Regions from separate parts of the Mus musculus genome. Here region 2 is linked to region 1. A link is a loop called in an ENCODE intact Hi-C map of the cell type or tissue named here. Cell type or tissue: left cerebral cortex. All regions are shown on one strand. Each heading gives the region's core, and the rest is flanking DNA. Links, peaks and the distances in the headings are about the cores only. Region 1 has its middle 12 kb from the start of Gm33604. Region 2 has its middle 5.8 kb from the start of Gm46828.

The links. Hi-C counts contacts between places; a loop is a spot of excess contacts. Peaks named below come from ENCODE experiments on the same cell type or tissue, not always from the same donor. Only the 100,000 strongest peaks of a DNase experiment are listed, where the experiment ranks them.
Region 2: a loop joins it to region 1, with 4 times the contacts of the local background. A loop is called at or near these places in 6 of 42 quality-filtered maps.

What each region holds. Positions count from the first base shown.
Region 1 is chr3:143,505,331-143,510,712 of GRCm38, forward strand. No RefSeq gene overlaps it. Among named protein-coding and RNA genes, the nearest start is that of Gm33604, 12 kb to the left of the region's middle. In left cerebral cortex, for the core only: a CTCF peak has its summit at 3,139 (motif pointing right); DNase peaks (open chromatin) are centred at 3,151, 3,494, 4,081 and 4,402; H3K27ac peaks cover 933 bases.
Region 2 is chr3:144,239,474-144,244,855 of GRCm38, forward strand. No RefSeq gene overlaps it. Among named protein-coding and RNA genes, the nearest start is that of Gm46828, 5.8 kb to the left of the region's middle. In left cerebral cortex, for the core only: a CTCF peak has its summit at 2,765 (motif pointing left); a DNase peak (open chromatin) is centred at 2,755.

The sequences.
Region 1 (5,382 bases), core at 291-5,290:
CACAGAGTTCCTTCAACACATTTCAGAGTAGATTGATATTTTGATTTTATGATCTTCAGTGATGAGACCATCACTTGGCATAAATATGTATTATTACAAAATGGTCATATTAGACCATTGAAAATCCTGTCATAATCTAAACCAAAATTCAATAATAATTTGTTTTAATAAAACGTAAGATGACATCTCAATCAGTAATTTTTGACATGACCTCACTGTTGTAGCCCTGGCGGACCTGAAGTTCACTGCATAGATTAGGCTGGGCTAGAACTCATAGCAACCCATGTGTCCCTGATTCACAAATGCTGGGATTAAAGGTATGCAGCCAATCCCTGGAAATTGATAATTTTTAAGAGTCAAAAGCCCCAACACTATACAATCAAAATATGAACTAACTTATCATTTGAGTGCTGAGGAATTATGGGAGAAAAATACTGTCTTTGTTTTCTGTAATTAAGTCATTATGTTTCTATAAGAGCCATGTACAGTTAAATAATTATAATTTGTAACATACAATAGTCTTTGGTGTGAACCAATATGCTTCGTAACCAGTCTGTGGCATAGCAACATAAACAGTGCAGAGTGTACCACATGGTACAGTGCATGTGCAAGCAAGGCTGCGGTGGACTTTCATGACCCCCCACAGGTGAGCACTACCAGAAATCCCTGATTCATTACTTGTTTGATTTTTAGACAAATTCTGACTATTGTGGTCTGAGAATCACTCTAGAGTGGGAGAAGCTGTGCTTCATGACAAGGGTCAGTGATTAGATACTAAAGGAAGCAAAAGACATTCTATGCTGTACTAAGAAAATAAGTTGTATTAGAAAAAGATGTAGAACTTAGGGATGTGGCTCACTTAGGGCATGGTTAACATGTGGGCACAAGGATCTGAATTTGGTCCTCCACACAGACATAAAAACATGGGTACAGATGACACACACCAATGACCCCAGTGATGGGGAGGGTAGAAGTAAGAAGACCCCTGAAGCTGGTTGTCCATCTAGTCTAACAACTCAGTGAGTGGTAGGTTCAGTAAGGGATCCTGCTTCAAATAATGAGGTGCAGAGAGACTGGGGAAGAAACTACATATCAACTTCTGCTTCTGTGTGTGTGTGTGTGTGTGTGTGTGTATGTGTGTTGCCCGTACACATGCACACATGCACATACAGCATACACATGTACACAGTAAGGAATATGTATACATATATTCATCACACACACTGAAAGAAAATAAATGTAAGCAGAGTCAATGGGTTACTTGTAGAGAACAGGCCTATGTCTAGCAACAACATTACAGGCATGACCTCCATCCTAAATTGGTAAACCATAAAATGTATAAAGAATTGCAGGAAGAGACCAAGATTGTGTGTGTGCACCTATGTGTGTAAAGAGCAAGCTTTTAGTCTACTCTTGTCAGAGATCCATGGTGCTTAAACCTGGTATGTCACAGTTCAGTTGGGTGGCAACAGATGCCTTCCCTTGCTCTGTAAACCAGCAAGCACAGACAGGAGACAAGGCTTTCTGCTTATTTTCTCACAGGGTCATTTTACAACTGCTTCCCTCCTCAAACTCTGCAGTCATGTTGCCTTGCTTTTTAAAAGGTTGTTTAAAAAAAAAAGTTCATCAGTGCTGCTTGGCCACCTCTTTCTGTTAGACTCCACCGCAAGTTTGTGATGGCTCAGGGTTCAATCCCAAAATTGTCCTTAAGTAATCCAGAATGGGTTAACCTGGTGCTCCGAATGCATACACACACACACACACACACACACACACACACACACACATATACATTCACACACACACTTACTTCCGGGAAAGTTAAAAATGCATTTCCCTTGTGTCACTGCCATTTTCAATTCTGAGCCAGAGACGACATGTTACATAACTCGGGATTTCAACAAACACCTGGAAATCAGGCTGTGTGTGTCGCTCAGATGAGACCAGACATGAAGAGATTGGTAGTGACAAGTGTTGTCACTTCTCTCTCTGACAGCAGGCAAGTGGCAAGCCGTATATACAAGGCCTGATACCACACTCTCAGGATCAGAGGGGGAAAAAAAAAAAGAAAGAAAGAAAAAGTGAAAAAAATAACGTTTCAGCAAGAGATATCTGGGAAAATAATGGCAAATTACACACGATTTAGCTTTGCTTTTAGCTTTTATAAAAACCCAAGAACTATGAACTGAGCAGTTGAGCCCTAATTAAGTCTCCTCTTGATCATTTGCATGGCAGACCCAATTCTCAGGGTATTTTCTTAAAAAGCATCGTATCAGCCTCTAATTCAACTGTTCTTTTTATTTCAATTCCTTATTTTCCCCCCTTGGGTAAAAGAGAGGTTAATGTGAGCCATTAAGAATTAAAAAACAATTACACAATGAAAAAATAGTTCAGATGAATTTTAATTAGAGCCCAATGTAATGGAATTTGAACCCAGTACACCGGAAATACATAGCCAGAACTCTAGCCATTAAATCTCAGAGCCTTTGATTAAACTCAATGGGAATTTAGAAAGATTCTTTTGCTGCCCGAAGATACCATGTTTTTTCCATTAATGTCAGAGAAATATATTGAGGGACTAAAATATTACTAATAAAAATAAATGTGAAGGTTGTAAATTTCAAACAATGGAAGATACAGAGCCCGTACCTGGATTTTTAAGTGAGTATGTGGCATTTCGTTAAGATTAAAGTTGAAAACACAATGTATTATGTGTGACCTCTTTAGAAAGGGAGCCTAAGTAATTCCAGGATTTGCCATCCTTTGGAGTATAAGAACAATAAGTCAGAGACCGTGGAATGGTCTGCTGCAGGCTGAGAGACGATCGTGGAAGTATTCCAGACAGGGGTCAGATGCGAGGCACCACATGGCATCCCAGCATCCTCCCTTATTCTACTGCCTCCAAGCGGTTTGCTTTGCATCCATAAAATGGGGACAGTGGAATGGACCAATTTGAATCAAAGACTATGACTAAGCTGCTTAATTCAAATCAAGACACACATCAAATTTTCCCCTAAATGGTGAGGCATGTTAAAAGTGAGGCTCAATTCCTGAAGAGATTTGACCTTATTTTCTCCTCAGTAAGTGATTCTATGTCGAACCACTAGGCCTCCTAGCCTTGAGAGATACCCCTGTCTTTCATAAAACTCAGTCAGCCACTGGAGGGAGCCAGCAGGACTCATACAGTATAACTGAATATGATCAACCAGTAGGGAAAGATAATTTTAAAATGGCATATAAAGATGACAGAATTTGAACAAAATCTCTTTTATTTATTTATGCCAAAATCTGTGTGAATGTAAAATGCCAACTCTATCATGCTTTATTTATGGTGTGGCTTTTCTCTTAAAAAGGAGAGAGGGAGTGGGAGAGAGAGAGAGAGAGAGAGAGAGAGAGGGAGAGAGAGAGAGAAAGAGATGGGACCTAGCCTGGTTCACATGGCAAAAGACAGAGTGTCAAAAGAGAGTGCCGGTCTCAGTACTCACCTACCCTGTCTTGGCACAGCTGCTTCATCTGGGCAGCTTTTAAAACCCTTTGCTTGCCAATTCCTGCAGCAGAATCAAGCCAGTGCCCTCTCTGTGGATAGAGAGATGTGCAATATGTAAAATTCCCCAAGACAATTTTTATTTATAGCTGTTGCAAACAATGTTTATACAAAGTTTATTAAATGTGTCACCCACATTGATTTATCCCAACCAGTCTCTTCAATCACTAATATTTATGAGATGGGTTCAGTTGCAACAATTATTTTATATGCTATAGAGTATGTTATAACTAGGGATTCACCCTGGCAATTATATCAAAGATAAAATGCTTCCTGAGGGCCTCGGGGCAGGCCAGAAAGTATATTATTGGACACAAGGTGGTTTAAACTGAGTATCACAGCACTAAATTTAGAGCAAGAGATGTGGAGCAGCTGATGCTTAAAAATTAAAACGGGTTTCTTGGGGTTCCAGGAGTCCCCTCATTTATGGGAAGGCAGCAGCCGATCTTGTGCTCATTTGTTTTCCCACACGGAGACCTGAGGCCTGGAAACGCTTCCGTGTCGACTCTGAATTTCTGTGAGCCTTAGCTCTCAGCAGCATTTACCTAGTGCCCAAAGTGGGCAGAAGAGCTACTCTTGGCTTGCACAAACATTGACAAAGGGAACCAGACACATGCTATTTGCAGCAAGGAATTGACAACGTCTGCAGAGTAGCAGAAACACTGTTAACAAAAAAGAAAAAAAAAATCACTAAAAAGCCCAAGATCGCCTTTGAAACTGTAAGATGACAAAGTCCAACAGGAAGAGGGGGGGAAAATAGAAACTTACTTAAAACTCACAGTTGAATGCTACTTCTGTTTCCTACTAAACCCTAAATAGCCTTTTGTTGGGCAAAATTAACTTGACAGACACACTGTGGTTCGGAGTGTGAGGCCTGGGGCAAGATAGGAAGGCTGAAGCAAAACAAAGAGGCAGTTACTGTGTTCTGTGAAGGAGCTGACCGGGGCTGGGGATTGCCATCCTTGGAAAAGAAGAGAGAGAAAAGTTCCGGATGTCTGAAGGGAGCAGAGATAGCGCTGGGACAGCCTGGGGGTTGTGACCTTGAATTGCATGCCCATGTTAAACTCACTTGATAATGTTCTCCTGTCTTTTAAAGTCACCCTTCTGGCCATATTCCCCAAGTGTTTTACAAATTGAGAGTCCAAACTGAAATAAACAGTTTTAGCAAAATAAGTCATTTGTGTCAACAAACTACAGTATTACTGTTGAATCAGGAATGCAGGGGCATAAGAGAGTAGCACTGCTCAATCCATGTTCTCACTGACCTTTTATAGCTGAGCGAGCGAGAGAGGTCTTTCATACAAGGCTGGGCCTCACTCGTAAATAAACAGGGAAGAGAGTGAATAACATCACCATCAACATTGTTGGTGCACAGACATTCTCACCTCAAAGGGAATAAGAAATTATTTATTCTGGAGCCAAATCTGAGTGATGATGGCCTGTGGGGATGCATATTGAGGCTACTCAAAGTTCCGTTCCAACAAGGAAGAGGTTTTGTGGTGCTTTTATTGGGACAGAACAAAGTTCCAGATCAAAAACAAAAACAAAAAATAAAATAAAATCAAGGCATTAAAAAACAAAAACAAAACAACAAAGGTGTAATCAGAGAGGCAGTGTCCTAGTTAGGGCTTTATTTCTGTGAAGAGATAGCATGAACCATGGCAACTCTTATAAAAGCAGACACTTAATGGGGGTTGGCTTACAGTTTGAGAGGTTTAGTTAAGTATCATCACGGCAGGAAGCATGGTAGCGTGTAGGCAGATATTGTGCTGGAGGAGCTGAGAGTTCTACATCCTAATCTGCAGGCAGCAGAGGACTATGCGCCTATACCACAGTGG
Region 2 (5,382 bases), core at 295-5,294, 730 kb after region 1:
AATAGACACCATGACCAAGACAAGTCTTATAAGGAAACCATTTAATTGGGGCTGGCTTACAGGTTCAGAGGTTCAGTCCGTTATCATCAAGGCAGGAACATGGTAGCATCCAGGCAGGCATGGTACAGGCAGAGCTGAGAGTTCTACATCTTCATCTGAAGGTTGCTAGGAGAAGACTGGCTTCCAGGCAGCTAGGAGGAGGTGCCCATGCCCATAGTGACACACCTACTCCAACAAGGCCATACCTCTAATTGTGCTATTCCCTGGGCCAAGAATATTCAAACCACCACAAGTTTGTTCCCAACAAAAGATGACAAATCTGAGGGTGAATCCATTGCTTCCTGTTCTGGTACACAGACCCCGCCACACACACTCCCAGAGTTTTACCACTCAACGCAAAAGTTTCTTATTTTGTGAAATAAAAAAATAGGTCCTCTTAGGGTTATTGTGAGAGTCACATAACAATATAAGACATTGTTCTTGACACAATGGATACTGGTGATTGTTTCTCTTAGGTTGAGGAGAAAGGGAGTCAGACCGGAAGTTCCGGGAAATCTCATTCTTTGCCTTGTCTTGAGTCACACAGTTACTTTCTCTCCTGAGTGGAATGTATCTCTCTGAGTTGGGAGACTTAAAAAAAAAGAGAGAGGAGCAATAATTTTAAAATTCTATAAACTATTTAATGAGTTTTGATCTTTGGCATAAAAGGTTGAACTCTTACATAATATGGACCTGACATTTTCGATGAAAAGCAAATTGGAAAAGTTTGGTTTGAAGTTATCTTTGGAAAGAAAACCAGAGAGCAAAGAGTTAATCGGCTGGATCACTTAACTGGTCAGACATGTAACCAGTTGACTTTATCATTATTTTAAATCATATTTAGAAGTGTGTGTGTGTGTGTGTTTGTACATACACGTATATACTTATATCTATGCTTTGAAACCAAAGAACTCCAAGTTCTTTGTTTATACAAAATGTTGACTTGTGGGCAAGAGGAAAAACTCACCTACCACCACCACCACCTCACTCCACCCCCAGTGTTGTAACTGCTCTGAGATCACAGGTCCGTGAGCCTTGTGCCATCCCTGGTTTGCAGCTCTGGGAACATCCATGTCTGATGTTGGAGGGAAAATAAGTCTGCATTTGTCTTACAAGACTTCCAGCTGAGCTGCCATCCAATGTCATTCAGTAGGCCTTGCTGCCCATCCTCCTTCTCACTGGCTCCTGCTGCCTGGTCCCCAGGCAGATACACTGATTCGGGGTCTCACAGTGGTCTTTCACTGATCCGTTTTCCCTACGCTGGGACCCTGACTGCCCAGGGAAGGGTCACCATCTTGCTGACTTCATGTCCCGTTTTTTCAGGAGAGGGATCTTGGTGTGTCTTCTCCACCTGCAGCCTGCTTACCCAGCAGCATGAGGCAAGATGTTCAGACAATTAACCATTAGAATTCCATTTCCATCTCAGATATACTTTACCTGTGGCGCATCCTGGGAGTTGCTTAGGTGAAGCTGGCAACACAACTAGACTCTAGTCACAGCCTCGGTTTTGGAGTCTACTGGCCAGGGTTTCATGAACTCCGATTAATTAATAAGTGGGACATGGAGACGTAAAACTTGTCAGCAGAGGGGCAGGGGACAAGCCAGGATTTGGAGACTAGACAGGAGCTTCCCACAGCAGTGTCCTTGCTGAATGCTAACCTTCCGCACTTTCCTCATGAAGAATGGGGAAACCTTTTCAATAAAAACACAGGAAGGGAAGGGTCATTGTTAAAACCACCAATGAGATGGTCCATGTGCCACACAGGTGTCTCTTCCAGAGGTGACACACAGTCTTCAGGCCACCTCAGTGGCTCAGCCCATCTCATCTGGAAACACAAGCCCAGTCCTGGCCTTGAACACTCCCTGGGGGCTGGACTGGAATCAGGCTATTCTTTGGGCATTGCTGTAATTATGTCGGTCAAGGCCTGTGTTCTTGACAAAGAAGACATCCCTCTTACTCAACCTGAGTAATCCTTAATGAGTCCTTGTATCTTGTGATAAATTTCATAATTATTCAGCCCTACCACTAACACCGAAATTCATCAGTCAGAGCAAATTAGCCGAGATTCATTAGAATAAGACATCTAGTAGGCACATGCACTTTATTGGCCTCTTACACCAATAGTTTTAATTAGGTACATATTTCACAGCTCTCCAGCTACTCCAGTGAAGGGCTGCCTTTATCCCTTTTATTTACAGTAACAAGCTATCAAACACACACCACCATAATTAAACTTGGATATAAAAAAAAAAACTTGTTTTATTAATGGCAGCCTATTCTAGCCTTGAATTTCTGAAACCTGCACTAGACAGATATTTTTTTTATTAATTAAATAAATACTATTCAATTAAACTAAAAAGATGGGGTGATGCACTCGAGGGGGTGGTGAGCTCGATTTAAGAGTGAGACTTTCTTCTTCCTTCCTTGCAGAGCATTTCCTCTATGTCACCTTCAGCAGGGGGAGAAAAAAATCTCTTCATCAGATATTTTAGTGATGAGAAAAGTGATTAAAATCCAGAACATTTTTAAATTATTAATACGGAATTTAAATGATGTTATAAAAAGGGAAATACGGGAGAAAATGTTACACATTCATGGAATTTTGGCTCATGCATAATAAACAGTTGAAAACACTACTTGTGCTACCCAAATGAAAGAAGCCAGGCCAAACACTTTTCTCCACGGGCAATAGCAGCAATAAACGACAAAGGGCGCCATCTGCTGGCGCTCTGCTTATAAGCGTAATTCCGAGACTCGTCAGACCTGCCAGTTAGTAGGTGGTTTAAAAAGTGTGATATATTTTTGGTTGTGAGCCTGCCTAGCCCTTTTTGGCTAGGACTAGGGGAGCTGCAGGGGATTTGCAATCCCATAGGAAGAGCAACAATATTAACCAACCAGAGCTCCCAGGGACTAAACCAACCAACCAAAGAGTACACATGGAAGGACCCATGGCTCCAGCCCCGTAGGTAGCAAAGGATAGCCTTGTTAGGTATCAGTGGAAGGAGAGGCTTGGTCCTGTGAAGGCTCGATGCCCCAGTGTGGGGGAATGCCAGGGCGGGGAGGCGGGAGTGGATACTGGTGGTGGTGAGGGAGAACCCTCACAGAAGCAGGGGGTGGGGAGATAAAATAGGGGGTTTCCGGAGGGAAAACCGGGAAAGGGGATGACATTTGAAATGCAAATAAAGAAAATATTCCCCCCCCCCAAAAAAAAAAACAGAGTGCTATAACTACCTACGATGCTTGTGTGTACTGAGACATGGGAGAACTGCAAAGAGGGATGGTTTTGCTTCATTTTCAAGCCCTTTCAAGGGTTTCAGGCAAGGCAATATTGGCTGAGGGAAGGGGCTAGCCTTTCCTGCTTTACTCACTGTGACTTGTGCCTCCTTGGAAATGTCACAGCCAGATCCTTAAAAGGTGAATGACACAGGAGCCAAACTGTACAAATCACACACCCAGGCGAGGTATTGATGCCACCCAGAGCCCCCGGACCCTAAGGTCCTGGCTTGCTGGATCGCAGAGAAGCGCAGAACTCTAGGAAGCTTCTGCCTCCTCCCCCTGCAGGTTTGTGGCATCGTGGCCACCACTCCCCATGTCTCCTCTGTGGTGCCTACATCTCCCTTCCCATCCCGGTCTTAGTTGTTCATTTGTCTGCTGCTTGAGGACCAAAGTCCTCATTGCTTAAGACCCTGTCAGGGGGCTCAGGTGAAGTAAATCAAGTAACACTTGAACAGAGGTGATCTGTATTGGTTAATTAAACCAGTTTGCACATGCCAGTAAACAAAAGGATATGTGCAGCAGCCTTTGAGTGGCATCTCTGAAACATTCAGATCCTAGGCCCATTATCTCAACAGCTGCAAAGGGACTCTGTCACTAAGCCTGGCCAGCCAAACCTGCCTTTGTGGGGCTGCCAGACTTACAGCTTGGATGTCCACATTTCTAGAGAGCACAGTAAAGGACCCTTCTTGCTGGCTATATTTGCGTTGTATAATAGGGAACTAGATAATTTTAAGGATTCCTTTCATGTGGTTATACTTTTTGTTTGTTTTGGTCTTTAGGACAGTCTTCTAGGTGTTCTGGAATTCATTATGTAGCCCAGGCTAGCCTTGAAACCATGGGTATCTGCCTCTGCCTCTGCCTCTGCCTCTGCCTCTGCCTCTGCCTCTGCCTCTGCCTCTGCCTCTGCCTCTGCCTCTGCCTCTGCCTCTGCCTCTGCCTCTGCCTCTGCCTCTGCCTCTGCCTCTGCCTCTGCCTCTGCCTCTGCCTCTGCCTCTGCAAGTACTGGAATTAAAGGTATGCACCCACATAACTGGTCGTGGTTATACGTCTTATAAATACCAAATACCTGATAATTCCAGAATTTATATTCCAGATTAATTTGTATTTCGTAGGTTATCAGTTAGTAATACTAGGGAATAAATTGTTACTAACAAACCTTGAGTGAACATCCTGCCCTAGCCTTTTGTGTGATGTGAGCCTTATAAAGCATCTTCCAGTCTCACTGCTGTGAGGAGAGCTTGCCCCAGCTACAACTGCCAGGTTATTCAGTGTGCTCTACATACTGTGTGGGGGACATGTGTATAATGAATTTTCCTCCCGTTTGTTTTCTTCAGAACATATATTGACTATGAAAATAGCAAGCCCCAGAGCAGAGGAGATGACTCAGTGATTAAAAGACTTCAAATCTATGTGTGAGGACCGGAGTTTAGATCCTCAGAAACCCACATGAATGGCTGCAGAATTCTAGCCTCAGACAGAGATATGAAATCTCCAAAGCAAGCTGACAAGCAAGGCTAGCTGTATCTGTGAACTCTCAAGTTTGATGGAGAGACTCTGCCTCAATGAACAGGGTAGAAGAGCAATGAAGAATGACTCCCAACAAGAACTTAGGGACACTGCATGTACTTGCAAATACATGTGTACACACACACACACATGCACACACATACATAGAAAAATAAAATAGCAATCCTTATGAGAATTTTTCTATTCACAAGAATCAGCTTTCCCTGAATTCCTCCCTCTTGTAAGCGAAGTTCCTTTCCACTCTACAGTTCCCCTACACGAGCTCTGCCGTCTTGAATAGCTGTCTCCCTTAAATAGGATTTTTTCCTTCGGAGGCCACGGGTGGCCCATAGTGTGACAAGCATTGGCTCTGTCCCCAGTGGTTAAGTATCAGCCCACCCCATGTGGAGTCAGAGATCCCTCAGTCCTCGGAGCTACAGACTAGTGCCTCTTCCTTCCCTCAGCATGGTCCCTTAATCCTTCTGTCTGCAAACTTCTTCCTGCTCACTCCTCATTCTATCTTTTACATCAATTGTTTCAGGAACAAGGGAGGAGACATA